Regions from separate parts of the Mus musculus genome. Here region 1 is linked to region 2. The links are chromatin loops, found by intact Hi-C in ENCODE. Cell type or tissue: gastrocnemius. All regions are shown on one strand. Each heading gives the region's core, and the rest is flanking DNA. Links, peaks and the distances in the headings are about the cores only. Region 1 holds the start of Ecm1 (extracellular matrix protein 1). Region 2 overlaps Ensa (endosulfine alpha).

Evidence for each region. Peaks named below come from ENCODE experiments on the same cell type or tissue, not always from the same donor. Only the 100,000 strongest peaks of a DNase experiment are listed, where the experiment ranks them.
Region 1: it touches region 2 in a loop (2.9-fold over the local background); 1 of 42 quality-filtered maps calls a loop at or near these places.

The regions. Positions count from the first base shown.
Region 1 is chr3:95,725,342-95,740,559 of GRCm38, forward strand. It overlaps Ecm1 (extracellular matrix protein 1), which reads right to left and starts at 14,228. Exons shown (of 11, transcript NM_007899.3): 1 at 14,032-14,228; 2 at 12,898-12,960; 3 at 12,671-12,775; 4 at 12,467-12,547; 5 at 12,292-12,372; 6 at 11,672-11,716; 7 at 11,131-11,450; 8 at 10,506-10,880; 9 at 9,858-10,078; 10 at 9,482-9,569; 11 at 8,806-9,129. The coding sequence starts at 14,101. The coding sequence ends at 8,899. It overlaps Tars2 (threonyl-tRNA synthetase 2, mitochondrial (putative)), which reads right to left. Exons shown (of 18, transcript NM_027931.3): 18 at 14,633-14,978. The coding sequence ends at 14,830. It overlaps Mir7014 (microRNA 7014), which reads right to left and starts at 9,632; the gene lies at 9,570-9,632. In gastrocnemius, for the core only: a CTCF peak has its summit at 6,689; no DNase peak of the experiment used is centred there; H3K27ac peaks cover 1,583 bases.
Region 2 is chr3:95,627,076-95,642,817 of GRCm38, forward strand. It overlaps Ensa (endosulfine alpha), which reads left to right. Exons shown (of 4, transcript NM_019561.2): 3 at 1,466-1,632; 4 at 4,357-5,042. The coding sequence ends at 4,372. Among named protein-coding and RNA genes, the nearest start is that of Ensa, 10 kb to the left of the region's middle. In gastrocnemius, for the core only: a CTCF peak has its summit at 6,013 (motif pointing right); no DNase peak of the experiment used is centred there; H3K27ac peaks cover 2,414 bases.

The sequences.
Region 1 (15,218 bases), core at 4,757-8,756, 99 kb after region 2:
GAACTCTCTTTGTAGGACCAGCTTGGTCTCGAACTCACAAAATTCTGCCTGCCTCTGCCTCCCAAGTGCTGGGATCAAAGGTATCACCACACCGGTCAATCTCATTGTTTTTTCTCATTCTTTATAATGTTTTTTTTTTAAAGATTTATTTATTTATTATATGTAAGTACACTGTAGCTGTCTTCAGACACTCCAGAAGAGGGCGTCAGATCTTGTTACGGATGGTTGTGAGCCACCATGTGGTTGCTGGGATTTGAACTCCGGACCTTCGGAAGAGCAGTCGGGTGCTCTTACCCACTGAGCCATCTCACCAGCCCAATTTTTTCTCATTCTTTAAAAAAAAAAAAATCTTTTGAGGATGTACACATTGAATTCTGAGCACATTGCTGCTCCCCTTCTTCACCCCCACCCCCCCAATTGTCTCCTTTGTCCCATGTTTTCTTCCCATGCCAGGCCCACCCAGTCTGTCTGTCTCTGTCTCTCTGTCTCTCTCTCCCTCTCTGCCTGCTACCTGTAAAACAGAATGTAAAGTCCTCAGCTACTGCTCCAACATCATGCCTGTCTGCTCCCTACCACGAAGATCATGGACTCACCTCTGAAACTGTAAGTAAGCTCCCGATTAAATGCTTTCTTTGATAAAAAGCTGCCTTGGCCATGGTGTTTCTTCGCAGCAACAGAACAGTGACTAACAGTGACTAAGACATTAACAGTACAGTCGTCTCCCATTGCATCCACTTTCCTGAGAATGACGTGATTTCATTCTTCTTTATGGTTGAAAAAAAAAGCCACGTTGGAGCTGGGAAATGGCTCAGTTAGTAATGTGCCTGCTGCTTAAGAACTGACTCAGGGTCGCTAGCACATGCCTGTGTGTGTCTGTTTGCATGTATATTTATGTGTGTATGTGTATCTGTGTGTGTATATGTGTATGTCTGTGTATATGTGTGTGTGTGTGTATGTCTGTGTATATATATGTGCGTGTGCATGTATGTGTGCATATATGTATGTATACGTGTGTGTATGTATGTATGCCAGGCCTGGTGGTTTGTGCCTGTAATCTCAGTTTTAGAGAGGCAGAGAGAGCAGACACTGGAGCTCCCTGGGTAAATCCATGAGCTGCAGGTTCAATGAGAGACTATGTCTCAAAAACAAAGGTTAACTGAGCATTTGGGGCAGACAGCTGATGCCAGCCTCTGGCGTCCATGTGCATGAGCACACATGTGCCCTCACATGCCCATGGGCACACATGTATACCATATTTCCTTATCCACTCCTCTGCTGTTGGGCATTTGGCTGTGTTGGGCACTACTGTGATAAACACCAAAGAGCGAGTGTCACTGTGACTTGTGTAAATAAATGTCCCTGAGTTTACGGAATAGCTGCATTATAGGGAAGACCTGTTTCCAATTTTCTGAGAAACTTCCATCCTGACGTCCACAGTGGCTGGACTAGTTCACATTCCCATCAGCCGTGTGTGAGGTTTCTTTCTGTCCACCTCCTTGTCAACACTGGCAGTTGGTTTGTTTTCTCAATGACTGGCATTCTGACGAGGCTGTGATGGAGCCTCAGCGAGGTCTGACTCATATCCCCCTGACAACCAGAGAAGCATTTTCCATACTCTTGGGCATTTGTGTTCCATCTTTTGAGAATGGTCTGCTCATTTCATAAGCCTATTCCTTGGATTGGTTGGTTGCTTATTTAGTTTCTTGAGTTTTTCATGTATTTATTCCAGATATTAATGATTTTCCCCTCTGCAGGCTGTCTGTACTTAATGGCTTCCTTTGCTCCTCAAAAGCCTTTCATGAGGTCCCGTTATCTGATTGTTGGCTTTATTTCCTGAGTAACCAAAGTTAGAATTCTCTCTCTCTCTCTCTCTCTCTCTCTCTCTCCCCCTCTCTCTCTACACTCTCTCTCCTCTCTCTCTCTCTTTCTTTCGACAGGCTGTTTCTATGTGGCCCTGGCTGTCTATAGACCAGGCTGGCCTTGAACTGGCAGAGATTGACTGCCTCTGTCTTCCAGGTGCTGGAACTAAAGGCATAAGCCATGACCACCCTAGCCTTCAAGGGCACCAGACACACATGTGGTATACATATATAAATGCAGGCAAAACACTCACACAGATAAAAAATAAATGTTTAAGGGAAAAAAAAAAGATACATCCGATTTACTTATTTTAAGACAGCATGTAACCCAGGCTGGCCTTGAACTTGGTATGTAGCCAAAAATGACCTTGTATTTCTGATCCTCCTGTCTCCACATCTGGAGTGTTGGGATTATAGATAAGCCCCACTGTTCTGAGGTTCAAACATAGAGCCTTTCGAATGCTAGCCACTCGATCCACTGAGCTACCTTCTCATCTTCATAGCAAATTTAAATAGGATCAAAACACAGACATGAATTCTGGGAGATGAGTGTAGCTCAGTGGTAGCGTGCTTGCCCACGATGTATACACTCACGCAAAAGTGAATTCTGAGAACTAAAAATTACAGAGCTCTTAAATAAGGACCAACTAGAATGATAGAAATACAGCGCCGTGATAGTGTTTGCTGATGTGCACGCGAGGGCCCTTGGGTTCAATTTCCAGGAAGACACAAAGTAAACAAGAACAAATTTTTAGCAGTATGTAGACATAGCAGTAAGATGCACAATGAGGAAAAAGGGTAGAAAATGACCTGTACACAGTGGCACATGCTATCATCCCAGCTCCAGGAAAGTCACAAATTCAAAGCTGGCCAAGGCTACTCATTTTTATATTTTTTGAGATAAGTTTATTTTTCATTTTTTATTTTATTTTTTTACTTGGTAGCCATAGCTGACTTGAACTTAAGATTGAATTCTTGAATTCATACTCTTAATTCTTGAATTCCTGGATGACAGGTTTGTACCACCATTTGTTTTATTTCCTACAGATTTTAAAAAGAGTCAGCATGGAAGGGGACTTTAATTCCAGCATTTGGGAAGCCAAGACAGGTGGATCTTCATGAATCGAAGGCCAGTTGGGGCTATACAGTGAGAAAGCCTCCATATCTATCCACCCATCTACCTGCCCACCTACCTACCTACCTATCTATAAGTCATTATGTACTTCTGCCTGTCTCTGTAGACCAGGCTGGCCTCAAACTCGCAGAGATCCCCTGTGCCTCCTCAGTGCTGGGATTATAGGCATGAGCCCCTATGTCTGACTGATCGATGTAGAAAGAAGCCGGGCAAGCATGTTAGCTCATCTCTATAGACCTAGCACTGAGAGGTGGAGACAGGAATTAGGAGTTTAAGTTCTTCTACATAGCAAGCTGAGTTTGAGACCAGCCTGGTCTACATAGTGAGTTCCAGGTCAGCCAGGACTGTATGGAGAGATCCTAGCTTAGAAAGAAAGAAAGAAAGAAAGAAAGAAAGAAAGAAAGAAAGAAAGAAAGAAAGGCCAGACAGGGTCCATGCTTGCAATCCCAGCATTTATGCATTTTAGGATAGAGGATCATAAGTTCAAGGCCAGCCTAGCTTAACTAGTTAAACTGATCTCAAAGTACTAGAAACTTTAAAGGGTACCTTCAAAGCTCCAGTAACAAATGGATGAATGTAAACCATTCAATAGGTTTCCTTTGAGATCAGTGATTTATCAGTATGTAGCTAATTAGCCCAACACTAAGTAAATGGAAACAGCAAAATGTTTTTGCAGATTCCATGCTTAGGAATTTTAGAAGTGGCTTAGTTGAATCAGGCTCAGGCACTGACTACAATGTCTCCTTGTAGGGAGGTGGGGCGGGTTGCCAGGTCTCTGTGCTATGTGTGGTATGGAAATCTGGCTGTAAACAGAAGCCTCACCAAGATGCAATGCCAGTGAGCCACACCACTGAGCAACACCGCCAAGCCTCAAGGCTCTTTCCTTTTTCTTATTCTCCTCTCTGCTCTGTCTGTCTTTCCTCATTTTTGTTTTCAAACAGGGTTTTGGTGTCTAGCTTGTCCTGCCTGGAACTCACTCTGTAGAGCAGGCTAGCCTCACATGCACTAAGATCCACTTATATCTGCCTCCCAAATGCTGGGACTAAGGGTGTGAGCCACCACTCCCTCCCTCTTCTCCTTCCTTTTTATATTATTATTAGTAGTAGTAGTAGAAGTAGTATTGGTCATTTTATCATTCTTTTATAGTTTTCTTCAGTGATAATGTTTTTTTAGTTGGAGGTTTTTGAACGATGAAGCATACCTCCACAGGTACCTTGTCTTCCAGTGGTTCAGATAATTGTTGCCATTTTTTAGCCATAATGTTTATTACCATTATTATAATAAAAATATTTTAATTCAAATTTAAGCATAGATCTAATTTTGAAACAAAGCTCTGTGTGCTTAGGGTCATGGAAGGCTCATCCTCTATTTCAACCCAGAAGGCACAAAACTAATTTCTGGCAAATCTGGTGGGATACATGCAGCTTAGATGAATTTAATGAATTATTAAAACAAAGACTTAATATCACATCTGGACGGTGCTTTTAAGTTGTTTTTGTTTTTGAGACAGGGTCTTCCTGTATAACCCAGACTGTCTGTAAGTATACTGTTCACCAGATGTATGTCTGGTATCTGTGGAGGACACAGAGGTCATGGGAGCCCCTAGAACTGGAGCTACAGATGGTAGTGAGATACCACGTGGGTGCTGGGAATTGAACCTGGGTCCTCTGGGAGATCAGCAGCCTCTGAGCCATCTATTCAGCCTTATCAGTCCGTCTATCTGTCTGTCTGTCCATTCATCCATAGACCCATCCATCCTCCCTCCAGTTTATGGTTTTTCTTGCCTCAACTTCCCAAGTTTATTGTGACAGTCATGAGCCGCCATGTTCATTTTCCTATGGTACTCTGGATTGAATTCAGAGGCTCATGTAGGCTAGGCCAGTGCTCTGGTCCTGAGGCCTAAGGTCTGGCTTCAGCTTTCTTTTTCTTAATTTTATTTTGAGGCAGCCTCACTAAGTTTCCTAGGCTTGTCTTAAGTTCACTCCATAGCCCAAACAGGCCTACATTTATAATCCTCCTGCCTCAGCCTCCTGAATACTTGGGACCTCAGGTACAGGGCACCATGCTTAGCTGTTCTCTTCTTTATTTTCTCTGTACCGAAAATGGGATGTTTTTAAGGTGTTATTATTAACGATGAAGAATTGTGTTTTAACCTCTGAGCTGCTCCCTTCCCGTCTGTTATACACTGCCCCTCGCACTTTCTGCTGCTTGTTCAATCTTTGTAGACTGACGCAGGCATGAGCTGTTCAGGACAGGGACCTTCAGTGGAGAGTCAGCTTGGCCTGTAGGCATCTGTGTAGGGCATTTTCTTGATTGATGACTGCTGTGGGCGGGCCCAGCCCACACCCTGGGAATGGTGCTGCTGCTGCTTGCTGCTAGGCTGGTGGTCTTGGGCTGTGTGAGAACAGGCCTGGGCCAAGCAAAGCATAGGGAGCAAGCCAGTGAGGAGCTTCACTCTCCTGCCTGCAGGCGCCTTCCTTGAATCCTCACAGACTTCCCTTCACCATAGACCTCAAGTTTTAGGCTGAAACCCTTTCCCCCTCAACTTTATCACAGACTGCTGTGTTTAGAAACAACAACAACAACAACAACAACAACAACAAGTAGGTCATCCATCTGACCTACTCTAACTCCTAAGCCTGTGAGTTTGGGTTGCTAGGGTCCAACCTCACAGTTTGGGAGTGGATGTGCCCGTAATGCCAACACTTTGGCCCGTGGGAGGCTGAGCAAGAGCAGAATGGGTTTTTTATTTTGTTTGAGTTTTTGTTTTGGTGGCAGAGTTATCTCCCTAGCTCTGTCTGCTCTGGAACTCAACTTTGTAGATCAGGCTAGCCTTACTCAGATCTGCCTGCCCCATGGGATTAAAAGTATTGCCACTACACCCAGGCTTCCAGGCCAGCCTTGAACTCAGGTAATACTCTAACCCCCACCTTCCCAGGGCCACAGCTACAGGCTTTCCCATCTCACCTGATTTCTTTTGATGTTTTTCTTCCAGTCAGGTTTAAATAATTATTCATTCATTTTCCTTTTTTTTTTTTTTTTTTTTGTTTTGTTTTTTGAGACAGGGTTTCTTTGTGCAGCCTTGGCTGTCCTGGAACTCACTCTGTAGACCAGGCTGGCCTCAAACTCAGAGATCCCCCTGCCTCTGCCTCCTGAGTGCCAGGATTAAAGGTGTGCACCATCCCTATCCAGTTTATTTTTCCATTTTTATTTATTTTTTTCATTTATTTTGAGACAGGGGCTCATGTAGCCCTGACTGTCTTGGGATTATGTAGACCAGGCTGGCCTCAAGTTCACTAAGTTTCACTGGCCTCTGCCTCCTGAGTACTGGTACTAAAGGCATGTGCCACCTCCGCCCAGCTTGTTTTAATATTTTCATTGTTGTGTGCCACATGTCTGCCATGTGTGTAGTGTGTGCTGGTGGAGGCAGTGGGGCCCTGGGATCTGTAGTTACATGCAGATGTGACCTTTCTATGGCTCGTCAACTGAACTTAGGTTTTCTTAACTTTCTGAGCCATTTCTCCAATCCCTTCCAACAAAATCTGAACTTGTTTATTTTTTGTTATTTTTTTTTAAAAAGACAAGATTAACTCTTGTCTGCAGGCCTGTATGTATCTGGTGCTAGCAGAGGCCAGGAGAGGGCTTCCGATCCCTGCTTCATTTACAGAGTTGTGAGCCACCATGTTGGATGTTGGGAGCAGCCATCGCTCCAGCCCCTGAAGCCTTTTTGTTTTTAGATTTATTTTATGTCTATTGGTGTTCTGCCTGCATGTGTGTCTGTGTGAGTGGGTGTTGGATCACCTGGAACTGGAGTTACTGCAGCCAATGCTCTTCTATCACCTTCCACCTCCCTTCGCCCACCATCAAGCTTTAACTGATCTGTGGAATTCAGTTCTTTTCAGATCTGATTCCTGTCTCCCCCAAAACCTCCCCCCCTCGCCCCCCGAGACAGGGTTTCTCTGTATAGCCCTGGCTATCCTGGAACTCACTTTGTAGACCAGGCTGGCTTCGAACTCAGAAATCCTCCTGCCTCTGCCTCCGGAGTGCTGGGATTAAAGGCGTGCGCCACCACGCCCGGCTTTATCTCCCCAAAACTTTAATTCTATCTTAATAGTTTATTTTCATATCTCATTGCTATTCTTTAACACTTCCTCCTTTCCTTGGCAACAGCAACCCACTCAATGTTCAAACTCACCGCCTAGTTACTGATGCTCACGCTCGGAGCTTCCATCTCAGCCCTGGTTACTGAGTCCTTCTTTTTGGCTGTTTATCTCTTCCAGTTCCCTTGTCTCCTCCCCATACTCTGAACCATGGTGGCCAGGACTGTGTGGCTTGGCCCTGGGCTACAGCTTGGTAAAGACAGAAATGTCTACAGGTTTGACTCAGTTTCCCCAGCTCGCTTCCTCTGGGCAAAGTGCCTGGGACGTAGATGCAGGTGTACAGGAGCTCTTGAGTTTCAGACAGGGACTAGGGCGGGACGATGGGCTGACATCTTCTGCTTATTGGCCCTAGTGCTGATGGACAGAAGAATCTGCTAAGAAGTTGCTTAGAAACAACCACTGACCAAAAAAATAAATAAGAGCTGTGGCTGGGCAGGAAGCGGCTGGTGTGCCTTGGGTCTCAGCCAAGGTCCATGACCAGCCAGAACTGGGACTCTGTGTTTCTGGAAAGATGCACTGTCACAGAGAACACCAAGGTCACAGGTCACAGAGAACCCTGGCTCCCCATAGTTTTCTTTTATCCCCAACCTTGAGGCTTAGGATTCAGGGGCCAAGGCTGAGGGTCGCCATCTCTGGTTCATCTCGGGGCTGGAGTTCAGCCCTCTTGCCTAGTAGCACGGCCCTCCTGCCTGCCTGGCTGATAACTCGACATTTTCAGAGCATATTCTCTACTGGAAGCTCCCAGGGGCCTTTCACCTCTAATATGGAAGCTGTGGGACAGGGCTGAGATGCTATCTCAAGTGCAGTGTGCTGCCTCCAGCTCAACCCCGCCCTATTCACGCTCTGTCCTGCTCAGAACACACTGGCACCTTGTCCACCCTATGCAACAACTTGTCAAACCTGCAAACAGGTTCTTGGACTGTGAATAGCCAGGGCTGAGACTGTGTGTTTTTAAGATGTGTATTTCCCAAGTCTTAACATGATCATGAACAGCGGTTCAGCAGACTGATAATAAGACAAAGTGGGATCTCACATAAGGATCAGAAGTGATTTAAACTGTCCGGCCTGGGCTGGGGAGACTGCTTGCCATTGAGTTGGGATCCCCAGCACCTAAGTGAAAACCAGAAATGCTGGTGCAAATCTGTTAAGTCCCCAGGCAGGTGACCCTTGTGGGTCCCCAGTGACCAGTGGGGCAGCCATTGGTGAATTTCAGATTCAGTGAGAGAGCCTTGATAAAATGGGGTGCCTAGACAAATGCTCTGAGCTCTGGCCCCCACAGCATATGTGTGCATATCTCCATGCACACCATATGCACATTCACAATCACACACTGAGACCACACAGCTTGGACTAGGGATGTACCTCAGTGGTAGACCATGTGATTAGTTGTCAAGCAAAATAAAATGGCAGGCTAGGCTGTAGCCCAACATAGACTACATCTTTTTCACTTTGACTCCCAACAGCTAGCTAGTTACTGGGGCGGAGTTCTATTAAGATATTTGATTAAGGTCATGATGAGAAGGGAAGTCAAGCCACTTAGCTCTGGTCCCATCACATAAGAAACATCTTCTGTTCAGGCAGTGGGAGCAGGCCACTGGGCCAGTCTTAGGGAGCTTACAAGGGTGTGTGTGCGCACTAAAGACAACGAGGATGCCAAATCCAAGAGGCATTTATTGTAATGAGTGTTCGAGGAGGGTGGAGTAGGCGGAGTTCCCCCATCTAATCCTCTGAGGCTCAGGGTGACTCATTCTTCCTTGGACCCAGGGGCGGGGTTGGCATCTGTTCCCCGAGTTGGGCCCTGCTCCCCCAAGCCAGTGGCATTCCCAGTGTCTCCAGCCACTAAAGCCACGTTCCTCAGGTAGTTGGTATTGAAGCAGTTGATTTGCTTATCTTCAGGAGACAGGTCACAGCAGAGGGCAGGGTCTTTCCACGAATTCCTCCGGGGACCACAGAGGTTCTCGATGAAGGCCAGTTTCTGAGAAAGCAATGTAAAGGGGGCATGCTGGGGCATGGGGAGGGCAGAAGGTCGGCATGGCTGCCCACTGGGATCCCTCTGGAGGCCCAGAGGCTGCCAGCTTCCTTTCCACAGCAGGACTGCCTGCTTGTCCCTGACAGATGTGTACATCTGGAAATGCTAGAAGCTTGAGGCCCAGGGCAGGGACAAGAGGTTCTCGGGAAGGAAGAAGCCTTCTAGAACTCCGAGAAATGATCTATTCCACTCAACCTGACTTCTGCGAACAGGCTTGAGGTACTAAAAAGAGGGGTAACCTCTACATCTAGCCTTCTGATTCCCTGGAGCCTTGGAATCACAGGTCACACACACTCACCTCCTCTTCGCCGCAGCAGGCCTGTTCTGGATATGGAAGCTCGCAGCAGCGGATGGTCATATTCTGGATCAGCCCCGGAATCTGTTTACTGTGGTTGGTATGAAAGAGGAAGAGCTCAGGGTCTCTGTCCCTTCCACAGCACCCAAAGCCTGCTGGGGTCGGTGGCTTATGCCTGTAATCTCATTACTTGGAGTACAGGGGAAAGAAGATTGGTCCAGTTCAAAACAGCCTTGACCACGGAGTGAAACTTTCACAATAAATAAACATCTCCTCACCCCAACAGCTCAAATGGAACTGGGAAGTCATGATTTTGACCTCCCCAAGGGAACCCCCGGGGAGGAGGAGGTTGTGGATAGGCAAGAGTATCAGGACTCACTGCTTGCTAAGGACCCTTCCACTTCCACAGAGCTGGCCCATGAGGTTGGGGGTGACTCGGCTGAGGTCAAGGGTCAAGATATCCCGGTCATAGTTGGGATAGGGAGCTAGGTGGGCGAAGCACTCATCACGGGCAGGACTAGGAGGGTAGTGGCAGCACGAGTGGGGGTGGGTCTTTATAGCCAGCTCCCGCTCGCAGTATCCATCCAGGGTACCCTCCCACTGTGGAGAGAGACAGAAGTGAGAAAGAAGCCTGCTGCTTGGCTCCTCCTCCTTACCACACCTTAGCCTTTCAGCTATGAGATGAGGCCCCAGGAGCTAGAGGGAGGTCAAAAGGGAGGAACACAGATGAGGCTCCTAATTGGCCACTGGAGATGAGCTGGACCAGTAGGTACAGAGGGTCGGGTGAAGCCATAGCTGGACGGATGGACGGCAGACAGATGCATATGTGGGGTCACGGGTGGATGAAGTCAGGATGGAAGCACGAAAACTCAAGGTGAACAGACTTGGATGACAGACACAACGGACGGATGGATTGACGGAGGGACGGACAGTCACAAGCAGACGAAAGTGGATGAATGGCTGTAGAGTCAGCGGTTGGAGCTGGGTGGGCAGACAGGCTCCCAAGGTGGCCGGGATGCCCACTTACGGCCTTCCATGTGCAAGTGTGGTTGTGGCCCTGGCGGCAGCAGCGCTGGAACTCCGTCTCCAGCCGAGTCAGAGCCTGCAGCTGCCTCTGGATGGCGTCAGTAGCTGGGAGGTTGCGTGGCACGGCGCGGAAGCGTCTCAGGAGACAGATGTTTTTGACATTGTCCGGTGTGGGCAACCCCGGGGGGAAAGGCAACTGGGGCCCTGAGGACATGCCATTCTGGTGGACGGGGCAGGGTCGGAGCAGGTAGTCTGGGCGAGGAGCTTCCTTCTGGAAGCAAGAGAATCGCTCCTCCCCACGCAGTCTGCAGCACAGGTGGGGGCGGGTCTTGACAGAGAATTCGGCCTCACAAAATTGGGTCATTGCATCCTCCCACTAGAGTGAGAGGGGTGGGTCAACCCAGTACCTCATTGTTCATATTTCTGCCTCCTCCCAGGCTCCAGGAAAGGACTCTAGGCAGGCAAATAGCAGTACAGCCGACCTGTGCTCCATCTGTACCCCGGGTGAAGTGTGGAGCACTCATGCGTGTGCACGCAGACACACACACACACACACACACACACACACACACGCATACACACGCATGCACGCACACATCCAGCAGCAGCAGCAGCCAAACCCTTACCACAAGCTTCAAACAGTCTAGGCGGTTTGTGTCGCTGCGGCAGCGACAGCAGCGGGAGTATCCGGTCTCCAGCACATTGAGGGTCTCTCCCTGGCGACTAAGGTGAGAGTAGCCAGTCTGCGGCAGGTTCCAGGGGCCGTAGATCACATGCTGACGCTCAGGAAGGCAGATCTGCTTCAGATTGTCTGGAGAAGGCCGTCCAGGAGGGAAGCCATCCAGCCGGTGGCCCCAGACACCTCTCCGTCCCTGCTGGCAGTGACGGGCTGGATTCCAAGTCCGGGGCTCTGGAGGGAGCTGGCCCGCCAAGGTGTGTGGCTTCACTGGAACAGAGAAAACAGTGGGGAGGAATGCATGCAGGCTGGCTGAGCATAGAGCATTGGGAGACCTGGGGTTGAAGAGAAAGGGCTGGGATAGTATGTGGGCTTCTTCAGTTCAGGGTCACTGAAAGGAAAAGGTAACTGCGACCCTCAGGCCAGCATTAGCTCCTTCCTGGGGCTCAGGGGCTAACCGTGGGAACAGACAGACCAGTGTGGTCACTCACCCTCTTTCTGGACAATCTCCTCCTGAGGCTGGGCAGGCGGGTCTACTGGGGTAGAGGGAGGTGGGTAAGCAAAAGGCTTGTTGGGATGGGCTCCTCTAAAACACAGGCTCCTGCTAGTTCCCATGCACGATGGAACACAATAGAGAGGCCAGAAAAAAACACGACTGCTATTTTACACCATTGACAGAGCTGTTGGACAGGCATTGTTTCCAACCGTTCTTCTCTTCTCTTCCTTCTTTAAAACTGGGCCTCATGTACTCATATGTCCCAGGCTGGCCTTGAACTCAGTAACGCTGACCCTGGCTGTCTGGGAACTTGCTCTATATACCAAGCAGGCTATATACCCCTCAGAGCTCTGCCTGCCTCTGCCTCCTGAGTGCTGGAATTAAAGTCACTGCCCAGCCTAAGAACAACCTTTGAAGGTCTGATGTTCATGTCAGTGCCACTACATCCAGTTGATGGAGTGCGGGAGAAAGCCAGCCTGGACTGTGTCAGACAAGCATTCCACCGACTGTACAGATAGAGACTGAGCAGCTCAGGAGAGTAAGTCCCATGTGCCCCTCCTCCCCAAGCCCATGGGCTCCGCAGGAAAGCTGTGCAGGAAAGAGGCAGTCACTCACTTTCCTTCTGTTCAATATGGACTTGGGGAGGGGGCTGCTCTTTCTGCAGGGGGATGGCTTCTTGAGGGACAGCAGGACCAGCTGCAAGATGGGGGAGGGCACAAGGGAGGGAGGTCAGGCTAGTGTCAGCATCACAGTGGGGTGGGCGGGGGTTGGGGGGCAGGGAAGCACTCACCTTTATCTACATTAGGGTTTAGGAAAGTGGGCCAGTCTTCCTCGTACACAGGGATGTCTTCTGGAGAGGAAGGGGGCTGCACTACAGAACAGGCAGTTGTGAGGCAGACAGTGGGGTGGGGGGGTCCCTCCCTTCCTGAGGAGCAGGAAGTACACTAGATTAGAGGTCTCAACGGGAACTGAGAGGGCTTTGGGGCAGCCTCACCTTCTCTTTGTTCCTCAAAGAGGGGAGGGTCATGCAGAGAAGTTACAGAGTGGTCAACTCGGAGTCTCCGGGTTTGTGGTGGGGAAGGGGGTGCTGCATAACCTACTAGAGGCAAGAGGGGAGACACTCAGAGCCTCCCAATTGCATGCTTGTTCCCCACAAATTCTACAGCCATGCTGTCCTGAGCACCCGTCTTCATCCGATCTGGTTAGTTCTGAGGCTCTCACCTTCATGGAGGTGCTGGAAGAGGCGCTCTGGCGTCATCTCTCGCTGGTCTGAAGCCTTGAAGGCTAGAGGAAGGAAAGACAAAAGTCAGGCAGTTTTGAGGCGTCCTTTCCTGGTCCTGGACAGAGGATGGGGAGGCTGTGGAGGCCGAGACTGTGGAAAGCCCGCTGTGGGGGAGCCACCTGTCACACACCTCCCCTCTGAGTGGCTGGGTTCTGAGTTGGGGTCTAAAAGAATGTGGCTGGGAATGGAGGTCTGATTTCCTGTCAGTATCTCCCTTGGATGGGGCTTGTGGCTGCCGTCCCCTCCAATGCGCTGATGTTCCAGGATCCACCTCTCTTCAAACTTCTTCCTATAGGCCTTTAAAAATACTTTTGGCCTTTGGGTGGGACGGTTAGCCAAATGTTTAAGTGCCTTCCCCTTCAATCTCAGCTTATTTTAGGTTTCTTAAACAAGAAAAATATTATTTGTGTATGTGTGGAGGGGGCCAGTGTGTCACCGTGGTGATGTGTATAGGTCAGAGGACAACTTGTGGGAGTCATTTCTCCCCTTCCATGTGGGTTACTGGGACGGAATACAGGTCACCAGGCTGGCAAAGCACCTTCACATCTGGAGCTGAACCGAAGGCACAAACCTAGGAACCAGGACAGCAGCGAGGTGGAGCTGTCTCAGACACGGCTATCTATAGAAGGATCTAAGTCTCTGTCCTGTCCAGAGTTGGTATTTCCTTTTGTTCAGACTTCAAAGCAGTGCGTGTGTGTAATAGGGGGTGAATGTGGGTGAACTCTAACTCGTCCTCTGACCAGAGTGAGCCAGTCTAGGCTCCCTGGCTCGGTAGGCTGAGTTTTAGCAGCCCGAGGGCTTCTTTTCCTCCTCACCTGCCTCCTCGTCCCTCCTCACGTGTTCTGACAGGAGGATCCTCACCCTGTAAACTCACCTGTCTTGTGTCTATTTGACTCTAATTTTTGTGTTTCTTAGCAACTACCTCTAGCTATTCTGCTCCTGTTCCAGCCTCCATGGTTAAAGGTTCAGCCCCACTTCACAGTGACATGTTCATATAAAGGAAGCCAATCACCCAACTGCTGAGCTCTTTGGAGCCAGACTCTTAAGCAACTGCTGACCCCACCCCGACTCACCTCCCTCAGAGGCAGCAGAAGCAAGAGCCAAGCAGGCCAAGATCAAGGCTGCTCTGGATACGGTCCCCATCCTGGGGCAAGAACTGGTCACTGGTCACCCAGAAGCTGGTTGTCACAGGCAGATCTAGACTTGAAGGGGTTGGGCCACTTGCTGCAAGCCTGCTCCCCTGGCTGTTGCTACTGCCGTTGTGAACTTCAAGGCCTGCTGTCTGTCTCTCTTTATATGCTATCTCCCGCCCCCCTGTTTCCTGCCATGACTCAGTCCCTGCTGCTCCTCCTCTTACAGCCACTCCTCCCAGACTCCTGGAGCCTCCTTAGCCTGGGAAGAATGGAGGTGATGGAAGGGAGCACTCCTGGATCCCCTCCAAACTGATGCAGAGGATCATGGAGCAAGTTGTCATCTGGACCCTTAATTTGTGCCTCAGTTTCCCATCTGCATACTGTCCTTTATAAAGAATGGATCTGACACTCTCCTGAGTGGGAGTGGGAGGAGAATGGCTGCCTGAGGCAGTGCCCTTGCTGGTCAGAGGCCTCAGTATCCCTTTGCCTCAGGTCTGGGAAAGAGGGAGTAAAGCATTCGGACTCAGATGAAGGCACAGCCTTGGCTTCAAGTATATTTTTATTCTCCTTCTATCCAGTCAGTACAGCATTCCTTTCTGTGGGGAGCCCCCACACCATGTCTATTTTCAGAGAGCAGTTCTGAGGCCTCGGGGACATGCGGGGCTGCCAGCTGGGTTACTGTCCCGTGGAAAGGGACGGACGGCTCTCATGAGTCTGTACATCACCAATGGACATGACTCAGAACACTTCTTCTGCATTGGGGACCCTGGCGTTCTGTAACTCCAGCAGTCTCTGCACGGACTCGGCCAGGTCTCGCTCCCCGAGCTGCCGGTTATCTCGCGTGCGTACGTTCACTGTCCTTTGACTCTGCTCTCTCTGGCCAACCACTGCAGGAAGAGGAAAGATTTGCAAACCCAAGCAAAAGTCACCCTATGGGTTGTTTCCTTTTGCTTTGCAGAAACTTCAAACTCCTGAATCTTTAGGAAAGGTAGGAGCAGAGCCTAGCCGTGGCTGAAGCCCATGCTTAGCTCGCCTGCCCTGCTGCTGACTGTCCACTCTGATGAGATAAGGAAGTGGGCCGGGCTTTACTCCCCTCTCCCTGCAGGTCAGGAGCCCAGGGCTGGGAG
Region 2 (15,742 bases), core at 4,387-8,386:
GTAGGTGGCAGATGGGGACTGAAGGAAGGATATTAGATACAGAACACCCAAATAGTTCAACTTGCAATAAGGTTCTTTAGTCTGTTAAAAGCTGGCATTACACACTAACCATGCTCCTCAAGAGACTATTGTAGCTGAGTGTGCTGGCTAGCATCTGTGATCTCAGCGCCTGAGCTGAAGCAGGAGGATAACCACACATGCAAGAACAGCTTAGGCTACATAGTAAGTTTTAGAATAGCCAAGGCTAGGCTTGAGAGACGGATCAGAAGTTGAGAGAGCTGGGCTGCTGTGTCCAGAAAGGCAATATTTGGTTCCCAGTACCCATATCAGGCAGCTGGGACTCCAGCTCCAGGAGGTTGTCTGGCTTCCATGGACACATATACAAACATAATTCTTTTAAAAGATTTTGTAATTATCTTTAAAAATTAAAAAAGTGCATGCCGCCGGGCAGTGGTGGCGCATGCCTTTAATCCCAGTACTCAGGAGGCAGAAGCAGGTATATCTCTTGAGATTAAGGCCAGCCTGGTCTGCATAGTGAGTTCCAGGGTTTTTTGAAACCTGTCTCCAAAAAAAAAAAGTAACACAGAGACAATTCTTTTTCCTGTACAGAATGATAGAGGATGTAGCTCATGGGAAAGCACTTGTCTAGCCTGGGTTTAACCTATAAGGCCACAAAAGTGAAGAAACAGCAGCTGGAATGGCCTTCCTTAGCAGTGGAGGGCTGCCTTCACAGCCATCTCCTTCGTGGTCAGGTTTCTCCCTACCATGAGCTGACAGCAGATTATAAGGACAAAGCTGCAGTGTAAAGATGAGATGGAGAGAGAAGCAGCCTCCTGTGGAGAATCCCAGGTGCTCAGTCTTAGTCACAGATGACAGTGTGATGTTGAATTGCAGCTCCTCTTGAGGCGAGCCAGGCGTAGGCAGACAGTCTCACCATGGAACATGTGTGGGAGTGGTGGGAGTCTGGAAAGCTCACTGCCTCACGAGCAAGCCCAGTGCCTAATCCTGCTCTGAGAATATTTTCTAACTCTGATAGTCGGTTTCTGGTTGGTCTCTAGCTGCTGGTAGACCCAGATTGATTCTTCTTGAGTCTTATTCATGCTTTTCCCCAGCACCAAGGTATTGCTTTGGCACCTAGCTGTTACGAATGAAGTAAGTGATTGTAATTGAACCTTCTAGTACTCAGTAAGGTACAAAAGATACAGGAGTTGTCACCTAGGTTCAGGGACACAGCTGCCCCTTATGCAACAAAGGTACATGTTTCTGCTAGTAATCTGCTTATATTCTGACAAGGTCAGAGCATGCTGGGAAATGAACTTACAAGTGAGTAATGTGGACTGTGTGCATGGGGAATACTTAGACAGCTGAGGTAGGTGGGAGCTTATGCTGACGGTAGACAGTGAGTCTCTGCTTTTGGAGAACACCAAGGTTGCACATTCATCTAAACCTCGCTCCTGTCTCTTAGCAAAAGTACTTTGACTCAGGAGACTACAACATGGCCAAAGCCAAGATGAAGAACAAGCAGCTGCCAAGTGCAGGAGCAGACAAGAACCTGGTGACCGGTGACCACATCCCCACCCCACAGGACCTGCCCCAGAGAAAGTCCTCGCTCGTCACCAGCAAGCTTGCGGGGTAACCTGGGCCCCTCTCTTCCCCTTCCTCACCCACTGGACTGTTATATATTGTAGGCAGGGAATGGGCACCTAGTCAGAGCTCAGCTTGCCATCCAGGGGAGACATTCTGCTGGGGGCTTAGGTTGAAGATGGGCTCTGAGTTCATTTCTTTGGGTAAATTGAAACTTGTACACCCTCATGATAGCCCAGTAGAGACCCAAGAGTAGGAAAGACTAGGAGTGCAGAGTGCTGCAGCTTTTCCTGTGGTGAGAATGTGGAAGATGCAAGTTCTCCTGTTGGAGGAGCAAGTCCTTAGACGGGCTATCGTGGAGCAGTGTGACAGGTTCAGTGTCCCAAGGCTGAATTGACATGCTGAGAAAGGTAGAGTGAAGGAGATGCTCTCTGTGCTTCTAAGTGTGCTGTCCCTTAGGCCTCTGTGCTCTGTGTTCCCATCGTGGGTGTTTAGGGGACCTTCAAAAGAGAGGAGATTTCTGCTTGCTTAAAATTACAGGGCCCACCTAACCCCTCTGCTGTGTTCCTCCAACAGCTGCCCTGCTTCTCAAGGAGTGTAAAGTTTAACAGACGTTAGCTACTTATGAAAAAGAAAATGGTATCTTTTCTCTTCCAGCATGTTGCTTTTTGAAAGTATTATGGGATAATGGAAAGAGTTTAGGAGTTGAAATACTTGGGCTGTAGTTTTTGTCAAGCTCAACAGCACTGATGTGTGAGCTTGGCCAGGTCTGTAGCCTCTCTGAATTGATCCTGTTCCTCGTCTGTAAACAGACGGAAACGCGTGTGTAGGCTAACTCTGACTCTAAAGTCCTACACCTGCCATACCCTTCTGGTCATCATAAAACCAAAATTGAGGCAGGCCCATGGCTGAACCTCAGCTCTGTAGAGCCAGAAGTGCTACATGGGACGAGAGAGAGTTTGAGATTTAAGGGCCATAGCTTCCAACAACAGTCTCATAGGTATCATAGCCTTTTTGAGAGAGAAAGAGAACAAACCTGAAAAGGCTGTCCCTGGATGTGTCTTGACTCTGCCCATTTTCCTGGGTCTGCTGTTGACCCTAGCTGCTACAAAGCTGCTCTGGCAGCAGACTGGATAGGCCTGAGGAGACAGGCTCATTGACGTGGCATCTTGCTTCAGATGTATGTTAGGCATGGAGGAAGAAGGGATGAAGGGAGCTGGTCCCCAGAGCTTAGAGCTACTGCCAGCTGGAGCAGCTGCTCCTTAGCAGATGATTCACTGGTGGAGGATGGAAAGAGGGTGCAGGGAGGGAGGCAGCAGCCTGTCTTGCTGTGTCATCACTAGTTTGGCCTGGATCTTACTAAATGCCACCTGCTCGTCATCGACAGAGAGGGCCAGAGTGAGAACTGCTCAAAAGAGCAAGATGGTGCAGTCTCTCTCCCCTTTCCAGATTGCACTGTGCCCTTAGGATGTCTGGCGAGTTTGTGGATGTGTGTGTTAGGGGAAGGACATGTAAATATGCCCTTCTCCTGATTGGCCACTGCCCAGGTCTCTGGCCATCATTCAGATTGGGTAGAAATAGATTGGTGAGGAAGGAATGGAGAGAGCAGGACCCCTGGTCTCCCTGGCCCCCAAACTCTTTGACTCTCATTTGTAATGTATATAATTTTGTGTTTTTTGCTCCATTTTCTCATGCTGTCATCCTTAATGAGAAGTCCATGTGGGAAGGGGACAAACTGAACATCACTGTATAGTTTCTTCAATGTCCCAACCATGTTTACATAGATATGTCATGTTATTATATATATAAATATATATATAATTTTGTACGTTTTCTTCATCTCCGATCTTCTCGAATTCTGTACCTTTTTCTCCCCTGTCTGAGCTGCCTTATCTATTGGTTAGATTTGTGTCTCCAGAGCTGATATGTTCACAATGAGTCTGGTTTTTAGAAAAGGACAGGAGAAATAGGGAAATCAAGCTGGCTTGTCATCCCAGCTGTTCAACAAACTGAGGCAGGCTGGTAGCCTGGGCTACAGAGTGAGTTCACAGCTGGCCTTGGGAATTTAGTGAGACCCTGTCTCAAAATAAAAAGCAAAGATAGGGCTAGGAATGTAGTTCGTATGTAGAATACTTTCCTAACATTCAGAAGACCCTAGTTTCAACCTCCAGTAATACACATAGTAGTTAGTGTGTACACATACACACAATGAGCTGGAGATAGGGATGAGAAAGGGGAAAGGAAATCAGAATCAAATAGTGTCACTCTTGGATGCCAAGGAACAAGCTGCACTTCTCAGGCTTGCTTCTTAGCATGGAAGCATCATTTAAAAATCTAAGTGCATTTGATTAAATCCAGGCTACTTAGTCCACTCCAAACAAGTATGTGGTTTGACCCTGGCCTCTGCCAGTCAGCACCTCAGTGCTGAGGTTCCTCTTCACCGCTGCCAGTGGCTGTGCACTGTGTGGCTCCTGTGAGCCTTCACTAGGAAACCTCCGGTTATTTGATGTCTCAAGAATTGTCTTCCTGTTTACCATGAGTATATTGAAAAGGGAGAAAACGTTCTGATTATGGATAGGGAAAGACTAAAACTTTCTTTTTATTTTCCCTCCTCCTTTTACTTAATATTCAGGCATATACAAGGTAGTTTAGTGAAGTATTTGGAGAAACCATGGGGTCAAGACTGGGATGGAATTTACGAGCTTTCCCCTTTTACTTGACTGGTTTTTTTTTTGTTTGTTTGTTTTTTGTTTCTTCCTTGTTCGTCCACAGTGGCCAAGTTGAGTGATGCTTCCTGGGGCTCCACCAGATCGTGAGACGCTGCCCACTCGGGTCCTGTGCTGGCTCCTGCCCCTCCCTGCTTTTGTAGCCAGGGGTCAGGAGGTGGCCCGGGTGCAGGCTAGAGAGGCAGAGAACCTGCCCACTGGTGTCCCAACACATGGAGCCCCTTGGGCTGAGCACCAAGACCTTGAACTTTTTTTTGTTTTGTTTTACCTTTTTTTCCAAATAACTGTTGGAAGAAAACTCATTGAGATCCCAAGGGTGGGGTTGAAAGGATGGAGTGAAGATGTGGGGGAGTGAGTGAGGGTTTATGACTGATAAAAAAGAAGTTTCCTACCGTTCTCCTGAACCTCTGGGTTGCTGTGGTTGACTGTAAGGTGAGGGATGGTAAGGGGTTCAGGTTCAGCTCTGAAGAGAGAAGCACTCTTTGAATATGGCTAGTGATCTAGTGTCAGAGAAAAGGAATTGTGTTCTTTAAAGCAGACGAGGTCTCTCTGGTTCTGCAGAACAAGTTGAGGATTTAGGATAAACTGTTCCTTTTAAAAAAATGCTGTCCTTGAAATAGGTTTGCTGTGTGGAGAAGGGCAGTGAATGGGGAGCCCCACAGAGCCCTGGGGAATTTTTTTCAGTATTTAAAATAAAACAACAAAAAATACCCACGGAAAAAACCAAAACTAGACCTGTTGTGAAGCAGTTGGTGTGTTTTCTTGGGATTTGGGAGGTGAAGAGCGATACTGGAGGTGTGATTGAGGGAAGGTTGGTGTGGGCCCCTGAGTTTGAAAGGGGCTCTGACAAGGCTCATTACATTGGGAGAGGGAGCAGGAATGGTGGACACAGATGACTGGTGGCCTTTGCTGGCTTCTGCCTGTCCTTTATAGCTAATTCAAAAGATATGTCACCTTATAGAAAATGAGAGATTTGGGAACTTGGTTAAATGGTGTGCTAACACCCAAAGCTTAGTCCAGACTCAGCAAGAATGGGGCCCCTTTTCATTCTTTTTCCCTTCAGTTTCTATTCCTAAGTTCTGTTTGTGTGGGAGAAGTGTGAGTTATTAGTAATAAGCAAAAGAAACTGGCCTTTCTGTCCCTGGCCCCACATCATACCCTCCCCTGTCTTCCTGACACCCTGCCTCTGAAAACCGTTTGGAGGGAAATGCAGGAGACAGAGCTGACTGAAATGTCCAGTCTTCTGGGGTGGGGTCAGCTCTATGTCGAGAAGAAGTCTGCTCTCAGTGTCTTAGTCAAAAGCGTCCCAGGTGAATTTATAACTGTTTAAGATGCTTCTGACTTTCTTCTCATTTAGCCAGGGGCTTGTGATACATCTCAATAGTTTGTCCTGCTGAGCGGTGAGCCCAGTGGGATGAGAGCCCATTAAAAAGTGTGCTGGGCTGGACGAGCTGACATGCATGCCTTGGGAAGTGGAAGCAGGGGAGCAGGAGCTGAAGGTCATCATCAGCTGCATAAACACGAAACCCGAGATAGGGAAGTGCTTGCTCCTAAGCCCTGAACTTCAGAAATAGAGGCAGAGAATTAAATGGTCAAGGCTCTGTGGTACAGCTCCATCTCAAAAAAAAATTGGTTGGTTAAGGGCACTTGAAAAGAAGCCTGAGTTTGATTCCTGGGACCCACAACAATGGAATAGAACTTACTCTTAGTACCCAGTAGAGGGCACTGTCACACGCACAGTGACATGTGAACACCCAACAACACCAACACATGCCCCCCCCCCCCAAAAAAAAGAGAGAAAGAGAGAGAAGTTTACTATGTAGCTGAAAGAATAATACTTGAAAAAGGTCAGTGCTCTGACAGGAATAAACCCAAAGCTGTTGATCCCTGTGGGAGCGCTGCTGGTCCTACGTGGAGTCCAGGCTTCTCAAGCCTATCAAATGCACATGGCTGGGTAGTGGTGAAGCTGTCTGTCAGAGCTTCCAGGTAGTCCAAGTTCATTTCCATACAAGTGAGGAAGTTGGGGTTTAGAAAACAGCAGGCCGCCGGGCATGGTTTTGCACACCTTTAATCCCAGCACTTGGGGGGCAGAGGCTGGTGGATTTCTGAGTTCGAGGCCAGCCTGGTCTACAAAGTGAGTTCCAGGACAGCCAGGGCTATACAGAGAAACCCTGTCTCAAAAAGCCAAAAAAAAAGAAAACAGGCCAAGGAAAAGCTTGTGTACTGTCTAACCCATGGTGATATAAACTCCTGGCTGTTCTGGAGTCTCCGTTTCTTAGTTGGGCTGTAACCTTGAAAGGCCTTTGGATGCCTGTATACCACCAGTATTTGGGGTTGGAGAGAGCTCAGCGGGTGATACAATTGCTGTACGGGCCTGAGAACCTGGTCCACCTCAGAACCCTCATAGCAGTGGAAACACAGAGCTGACTCCTCAGAGTGGCAGGCACACACATGTAATAAAATTATGTTTTAAATGACGGCTGGACTGTAGCATGGTAGCACACACCTTTAATCTCAGCACTTGGAAAGCAGAGGCAGGTGGATCTCTTAGGGGTTGAGGCCAACCTGGTCTTTGTCATTGAGTTCAGGCTCCCCAAGAGCTACATAGTGAGACCTTGTTTATAAATAAATAAGGGCCAGGAGTTTGGAGGCTGAGGCACGCAGACCTCTGAGTTCAAGGGCAACCTGGGACACATAGTTCCAAGGCTACACAGTGAGACTCAGTCATAAATTAATGACTGCCATTTATTCTTTATTCATACAACAGACCCAAGCAACTAAGGTAAACAAATTCAATAACCAAACCTTCCTTTGTGTTTTGTTTTTTGGTTTTTTTTAAATACATTCTTAGGTAACCTAGGCTGGCCCCAAACGTGACTCCTGCCTCCCCATCCTGTGTGCTGGTTAAAGACACACTGAATGGACACAATTGGCTCTGCTGAGAACTTCAGCCAGGTATTCTCTGAAAGAAGTGGGTGAGTTGTCCAGCTGCTCTAACACAGGTGGGCTGTGACTATGATGACAAACCTGTCAGCTGAGCCATGGCCTACACAGAGTAGCTGGAGTCGAGTCACTAATCCACTGGTCCTCACTTTAGCTAGTGTAGCCTATACATAAAAAAGATAGAAGCCAGGCAAGGGGGCAGACACCTGTAACCTACTTCTCAAGACTGGCAAGAGGTTTGCTGTGAGTTCAAGGCTAGCCTGGGTTACATAGTGAAACTGTCCTCCCCCGCCCCCCCCCCCAAAAAAGTAATGATACATCCTTGTGATCTTAGCACTGAGGAGGTAGAGATAGGAAAATCAGAAATTCAAGGCCAGCCACATGCCAGTAATCCCAGTTCTCAAAGGCAGGGGTAAGAGAATGGTCTACATAGCAAGCCGCACCTGTTCAAGCAGCTCTTACAATGCCTGGGAGAAAACCAGAAAGTGAAGGGAAGGTCTCTCAAAAGAATGCTGTGTAATATAAAGTGGAGCCTGCCGTGCTTATGGGAATAAACAATGGGGATAAAACTTGGGGAGCCCTGTATGTAAGGCCAGACAGAATTAAGCATTACAGTCATGAGAACTACGGAACACACGTGCTACATACAAGCCTGAGCCTTGAAGGGGAGGGAGGGCTTCAGTGGTCCTGATCGATGGCCATTTACTAGGTGCTCAGAATATGCCAGGCACTGTGCTAAAACATAGGTGCTCTCAGTGAGATGACACTGGTGAGAAACTGCAAGGGAATAAATTGACATGATAGTGTTACGTTGCGCAGTGGTGGTCCATCTGCAGGGGATAGAAACAAAGGATAATTCCCACATCTGTTTGAGAAGTTGTAAAGCACCAGGCCTAGCAGATGATTGGGATCATCTTACTTAATCCTCCGTTGTTTAGGGGAGTCTCCTGTGTCCTGCTCTGTAACTGCAATTCCAGGGGATCCTACACCATCTTCTGGCTTCCGTAGGGATGGAACACAAATACAGTGCAAAACAATACAGTGCACATGCATGTGTACAGGGAAAACACGTATACACATAAAAAGGGATGGGGATACAGGCATTGTAATACATACTTGTAATCCCAGCAATTGGGAGGCTCAGGCAGGAGGATTGAAAATTCCAAACAAGCTACACCATAGCAAGACTGTCTCAGAAAACGAACCGCATGTGGAGGCAAATGTATGTATCCTAGCACACAAATGCAGGAGAATCACACATTTGAAATCAGCTTGGTTTACATGTCTGGAGGGGGAGGGTTAGGGGGTATCAGTGAGGGGACTCAGCGTGACAGGAAATGTGCATGAACTCCAGTCATGTGGGTCTGAGAACAGAGGGAGATGAACTCAGTTGACAGCAGAGGCAGAAGCAGAAATTTCATGAGGAAGTCCAGATGGAAAGACTACAGCTTCAGGACAGACAGGAGAAAGGCATTTTGGTAGAGGAACAGACCACACTAGAATGGCACACCAGCATGAACAAGTCAAGTGACTGAAAACTGTCTTGGGACCAGACCAGGGCACAAAAGGAGGAGTCAGCTCGGAGGATAAGATGTGTAGGAGCCAAGGGGATTTCAAACAGGCATTTGGTCAGAGCCAAATTGTATGCAGCCGGAATTGATTTTTTTTGTTTGGTTGTTGGAGATGCACTCACGTGTGTGTGGTGTACTCGCCTGTTTGTGTGCATGTGGAGGGCAGAGATCAATTTTGTTTATATCAGCTAGTTAGATTTTTTTTTTTTACTACATTTTATTTATTTAGTGGGGGGTGGAGTGAGAGGAGAGGCAAGTGCCACAGTGCTCTAGCAGAGGTCAGCCTGTGGGAGGTTGTTCCATTTCTGCTTAGCTGGCCCTGGAATTTGCTCTATAGAACAGGTTGGCCTTGAACTTTCTAGGTCCTCTTGCCTCCCAAGTGCGATTAGAATCAACAGGCTTGTTCCTCCCTGCCTGGCCAAGTGGATTGAATGGCGGGGTGTCTGCTTAGTTTCAGATCCTGGCATTGGTATTTGGATTTGGGGGTGGTGATGTGTGATTGATTGTGTTTGCAGGCGTGCATATGGAGGTCAGAGGTCAACGTCAGGTATCATCCCCTGTCACTGAGACACAAGCCACCACACCCAGCATTCACGTGGTTACCGGGATCTGAATTCAGCTCCTCATGCAAACACTTAACGCACCATGTGCGTATCTGGATTTTGGTACTTAAAAACAATTTTAGATTATTTTTCTATGTATGTTTTACCTACATGTATATATGTGTGCCACCTTTATGCCTGATGTCTTGGGAGGTCAGAAAAGGGCATCAGGTTCCCTGAAATTTGGGTTAGAGTGGGTTGGTACCACTGCACGTGTGTGGAGCACAGGAAACAGCCTTCGGGAGCGGGTTCTCTCCCTCTACCGTGTGGATTCCAGGGATTGGATTTAGGGCAGTAAGGCTCAGTGATAAGGTTCTTTAACAACTCGCTGGCCAATTTCGGGGTTTGTTGTTTTTGTTGTCTTATGTTAAACTAAGCAAGTTTCTTAAATTCTCCCTCAATTTGTTTATAGAGATGTGGTGTGTGCCATATAGAGTATATGAGTAATTACATACAAGACAAAGCATCAAAGATCCTTCAGGGACCACAGCAGTGTACAAATGTGGTTCATGTTTTCACAGGGTTCACTGACTATGGGAATGTAATAAAGACAGATCTGAGCTTTGGGTATAGCTCAGTGGTAAAGCATTAATCTAGCATATACAAAGCCCCAGGTTCAGTTCCCAGTATCACACATACATGGGTAGGTAGATAGGTAAGAAGATACCTAGAATAAATACAAGGACCCTGGACTGAGGAGATGCTCAGTGGTTAAGGGCACTTGTTCTGCAAGCATGAGAACCTAAGCTTGAATCTCCCAATACCTGAGTGCCTCATGGCTATGTCTCATCATTGGAGGTCTGAAATTGGCAGTCTCCAAGAGCTCACTGTCTGGCCAGCCAGCTAAGCAGAAATGCAATTCACCGTTTCAGTGAGAGACCCCATGTGAGCCCAGTAAGGCAGAGATCAATAGAGGAAGTCAGCCAGTGTCTGCTCTGCCTCTATGTGTCCATGTGTACACAAGTATATACAGGGTTATACAGTACTAAATACCTGCTAACCCTCCAGTAAATCAGCTTGCTCTGGGCTCATGCAGGGACAGGGATCCTCAGTCAGAAAAGGCTAGAGGAGACAGGTCCTTAAATGTTTCAGGCTGGCCTCAGCCTTCCAAGTGCTGAGCTTTCAAGCACATACCATGTATAGGCCGGGAACTTGCACTCCAGGGACTGGGGAGCTGAGGCAGTGAAGATTCCGTCTGCCTATGGTGACTGCTTGTCATGAGCCAAGTAGACTAGGGCTGCTGACTGGGAGGGCACACCTCACACCAGCCTGGTAGAGGCTTCTAGGAAGATAGGTGAGAAGGAATGCCATTGAGGTTGTAAGCAAATGTCACACTTGGAGGGAATCTCTACGTCAGCACATAGTAGGAAGTGACATTAGTCAGGAGGACAGCACAGAGGGGTCAAAATGTGAGGGTCTCCTTACCCCAGGCTGGCCCAGAGCTCCTAATCATCTGGCTATCTCTGCCTTCTGGTCCTGAGATTACAGATGTTCACCACCACTTCTGGCTCAGGGAAATACTTTCATAAGGTCTATTGTAGGCTGTGGATGTCACTCAGTGTATAAAGTATTTGCTTAGCATGGGTCCTGATCTCAGAAGGTGCAGTTCCCCCATGGCTACACAGCCAAGGCAGGCTACTTGAGACCCCTCTTTTCAAAACATCTTTCTAAAATGAGATGTGAAGGTGGAGGAGTAGAGTTTACATAGACACAGACTGGAGAAATGTCATCGGGAGAAAGGACATATGTAAAATGATTCACAGGTACTCTCTTCTGGAAACTCTAAGAGTGATTCATACAATAGGCAAAGCCAGAAATGAGAAGAAGGTAGCGAGAGACAGGTCATAAATGGCCCGTGACCTTTTTCCTGGAAGCAGTGAGAACCTATGTAAAGGTTTTGAGGCAGATGTGGCACACACTCATGATGTGAGCACGTTGGGAGGAGCACTGCGTATTCAAGGCAGCCTTTACTAGACATTGAGTTGCAGGCCAGCCTGGGATTGAGAGACCTTCTCTCAAAAACCAGAAATAAACAAGTCTGAAATGGGCATGGAGGGGAAGGGTGGGGAGGGTCCTGTGCTGGGGCTGGGGAGATGCTCAGTGGAAAGGCTTTGGCTGCTCTTGCAGAAGACCTAAGTGTGGTTCCTAGCACCCATGCCAGGCAGTGGCTCACAGTGCCTATAACGTCAGCTCTCAGAGATGGGGCTTCTCTGACCTCCCTGCACTTGTGTGCATACCCACAAGCAGACACACAAGTCTTAAAACTTGATGTTGTTTTAAAGAGGCCAACCCCAGTAGGCAAGGTAGTGCACACCTTTAATCCCAGCACTCCAAAGGCAGAGGTTCAACACCAGCCTGGTCTACAAAGTGAGTTCCAATGCAGCCAGGGCTACAACAGAGAAACCCTGCCTTGAAAAACTAAAACCATAACAAACAAAAAAGGCCAGCCTGGGCTACATAGTAAAAGGTGAAGATATAGCTTACTTGGTAAATGTATGTGTATAGAATCCACAAAGCCTTGGCCTCTAGAACACTTTAAATCCCTGTGTGCTACATACCTATAACCCCAGCATTTGGGAGATGGAGTCAGAGGGTCAGAAGTTCAAGGCTACATAATAAATTCAAACAGGCCTGGGACACAAGGCCTGTTTCAAAAATAAAAACATTTAAAAAAAAAACAAGAAACTGTAGCTCCTAGGCATGGTGGTGCACATGTGGAATCCCAGCTCTTTCAAAGCTGAAATAGGATAATATAGAGTTAAAAGGTTAGCCTGGGCTACAAAGCAAGGAGGTTAGAGTGTAGCTCACTAGTGAACACTCGCCTAATACACCAGCCCCCTAGGTCTGACCCCTCAAGTGTATATACACAGATTTCTATTTTTATATGATACTCCTCAAAACTCTAGAAAAATGCCAAAATAGTGATAGTTTCTTTGAAAGGTCTACATACAGGCTAGTATGGTGACATACATTCGTAATCCCAGCCTGATCTACAGTTGAGTTTCAGCCAGCCAGGACTACACAGAGAAATCCTGTCTCAAAAACCAGAAGGAAAGAATTGTTTTAAGATACAGAATTTGGGAAAAGATGGAAACGAAAAATAAAAATAAAAAACTTATATTTCTGTTCTGAATTGCTGGGTAACTGATAATACCATAACCCAAAGAAAATAAAACTGGGAGAGGAGAGGGTGTGGTAGAAGAGGGTGTGGCAGGGTAGGAGGCACTGCTTTTGTGGATTTAAGGCATACTGGTAAGGGCTGGAGAGATGGCTCAGCGGTTAAGAGCACTCACTGACTGCTCTTCCAAGAGGTCCTGAGTTCAATTCCCAGCAACCACATGGTGGGTCACAGCCATCTGTAGTGGGATCTGATGCCCTCTTCTGGTGGGTCTGGAGACAGCTACTTATATAAATAAATAAATCCTTTAAAAAAAAAAGACATACTGGTAAAACTATACAGTGGAAATGGGAAGAGGGGACTGGAGCCCATATCAAATCAAGAAAAGAACTCAACAAATTGGGAGAGTCTGGGCTAGGAAGAAGGCTCAGCAGCAGTAAAGCTCAGCCCCTGGAGTCACCAGGCTGTGGTGGCTGTGACACCTTTAATCCCACACCCAACCTTTACTCCTGCACTCAGGAGGCAGAGGCAGAGGCAGGCGGATCTCTGAGTTTGAGGCCAGCTGGTGAGTTCCAAGTTCCAGGATAGTCAATGCTACACAGACAACCCCTGTCTCCAAAAACAACAAGAGCCCAAATTTGATGACCGGGATCTGTGATCCCAGGTAGAGGTAGCAGCATTCATTGGAAACTTTCATATCTAGAAATAGAGAAATCCTGCCACAGAAACAAGATGGAAGGCAAGAACCTCCAACAGAGGTTGTCCTCTGACCTATACATGCACACCATGGCATGCAAGGGCGCGCGCGCACACACACACACACACACACACACACACACACACACACACACACACACAGAGGAGAGTCTGAGCTAGTGTACCACAGGAAGTGTAGCCCAGTGGGTAGAATGTTTGCCTGCCGTACATGAAACCCTGCATTCAATCACTAGCACTGAATAAAACCAGCGGTGGTGCAGAAGTGCATGCCTGTAGATCAGAAATGCAAGGCCATCTGCTGCGGGCTCACAGAGTAAGTTTGAGGTCAGGCTGAGACATGGGAGATTCTGTCTAAAAGAAGAGGAGCCGGGCGGTGGTGGTGCATGCCTTTAATTCCAGCACTCGGGAGGCAGAGGCGAGCGGATTTCTGAGTTCGAGGCCAGCCTGGTCTACAGAGTGAGTTCCAGGGATACACAGAGAAACCCTGTCTCGAAAAACTAAAAAAAAAAAAAAAAGAGGAGGAGAGGAAGAGACTGGAGGAGAGAAAGAAGAGCTGGAGCCACTGTGGTGACACACACCTTTAATTCTGGCACTCAGGGAGTTCTGGGCCACCAAAGACCTGCATCAAAACTAAAGGGTTAGAGAGAGATGGCTCAGTCCTTAAAGGCTAGGCTCACAATCAAAAGGAGAGAGAGAGAGAGAGAGAGAGAGAGAGAGAGAGAGAGAGAGAGAGAGAGAGAACCGAGAGGGAGGAATGTGCAAAAAAGCAGGATGCCTCCGTTGTAAAGGAGCTTTGCTGCTGTCCCTGATGACCCTTGAGTTTGATCCCCAAAAACCCTCAAAGTAGAAGACAGAAGGGAAAATCATTTAGGTGAGAGTCCATGTAAGTGTCCTCTGACTTTCCATACATGTGCCATGGCTTGGGCACACATAACATGACTAAATGAAGTGTTTTCGTGTATATGGATTGGTCTTTGGGTGTGTCTGTTCACTATGTGTACACCTGGCACCCTTGGAGGCCAGAAAAGGATGTTGGATACCTTGGAACTGAAGTTGCAAATGACTGTGAGCCCATCATGTGGAGGCAAGAATCAAACCTGGATTCTCTGAAGAACAACCGCTGCTTTTAACCAGAGTCACCTCTCTAGTTGATTTTTTTAAATTTAAAACTACAGGGCACAAAAATGTTCTCACATCTTGGACAACTGCTATCATGGTTATAACTTGTATAATTTTCAAGACTTTGACAATGGGTATGTACTAATAGGTGATTTTAATTCTGAAAATAAAATAAAGTGTCTTTAAGAAAAAGAGGACTGAATATCTACTTGATTTCTAACTTCTAGCCTTTCTAAAACGGGTTTCAATAGATCAGTAGAGGTGAAGTCCTGCATGTAGAATGGGATGCTCTAGGACTGTTCAGTAGTTAAAAGAAGAATCATTTAAGCAGCTAGACATGATGGCTGTTACTCTCAATCCCAGGAGCCTGAAGCAGAAAGATCACAAACTCTAAGCCAATCTGAACCTACTTAGGAAGTTTGCAGCCTAGGAAAGGTGAGGGAGCAGTAGACACATTTGAAGGACTCAGTAGAAAGGCTAAGTAGACCTTGAAGCTCATTCCACAATGGTATTAACTAAACCTGGGCTCTCGGAGGAAGAGCGGACATGGGCGGGCAAGCCCAGGTGCAGGTGGTTCCGTTATATAACAGCCTCAGTCAGCGCACATTTATTGAGCTCCCACTGTGTGCCAGCCTACCCTAGATGCTCTATTTCTTCTGGGTGGGAATCTGAGTAAGGAATTAGTTATAAGGGCGTTATCCTTGTCCTGTCTGGACTCACAGCAGTTTATGGTTGGAGCTAGGCAACCAGTGGCTGCCTTCTCTGGCCACTACCTTGTTCTTTATTGAGAAGACTGTAGATTGAACCCAGAGCCTCACATGTCTATCTGGGCAAGTACTTTACCACTGAGCTACTCTCCCAGCCCTGTGAACTCAAATGTCAAAGTTACTTGTTGAATTGGGGTGGAAGTTGGGTTGGGAGTTTTAAAAGAGCAACCAGGGGCTGTCGAGATGGCTCAGTGGATAAGGGCACTGACTGCTCTTTTGAAGGTCCTGAGTTCAAATCCCAGCAACCACATGGTGGCTCACAACCACCCCTAATGAGATCTGACATCCTCTTCTGGTGCGTCTGAAGTCAGCTACAGTGTACTTGTGTATAATAAATCTTTGGGCTGGAGCAAGCGGGGCCGAGCCCACTGGAGTCAGCAGAGGTCCTAAAAATTCAATTCCCAACAACCACATGAAGGCTCACAACCATCTGTACAGCTACAGTGTACTCACATACATAAAATAAGTAAGTAAATCTTTAAAAGAGGGACCAGGAAAGGATGCAGAAGAGAAGATGAGCCGAGCAGTGAAGCACATCTTTAATCTCAGCACTTGGGATGCAGAGAGGCAGATGGATCTACAAGTTCAAAGACAG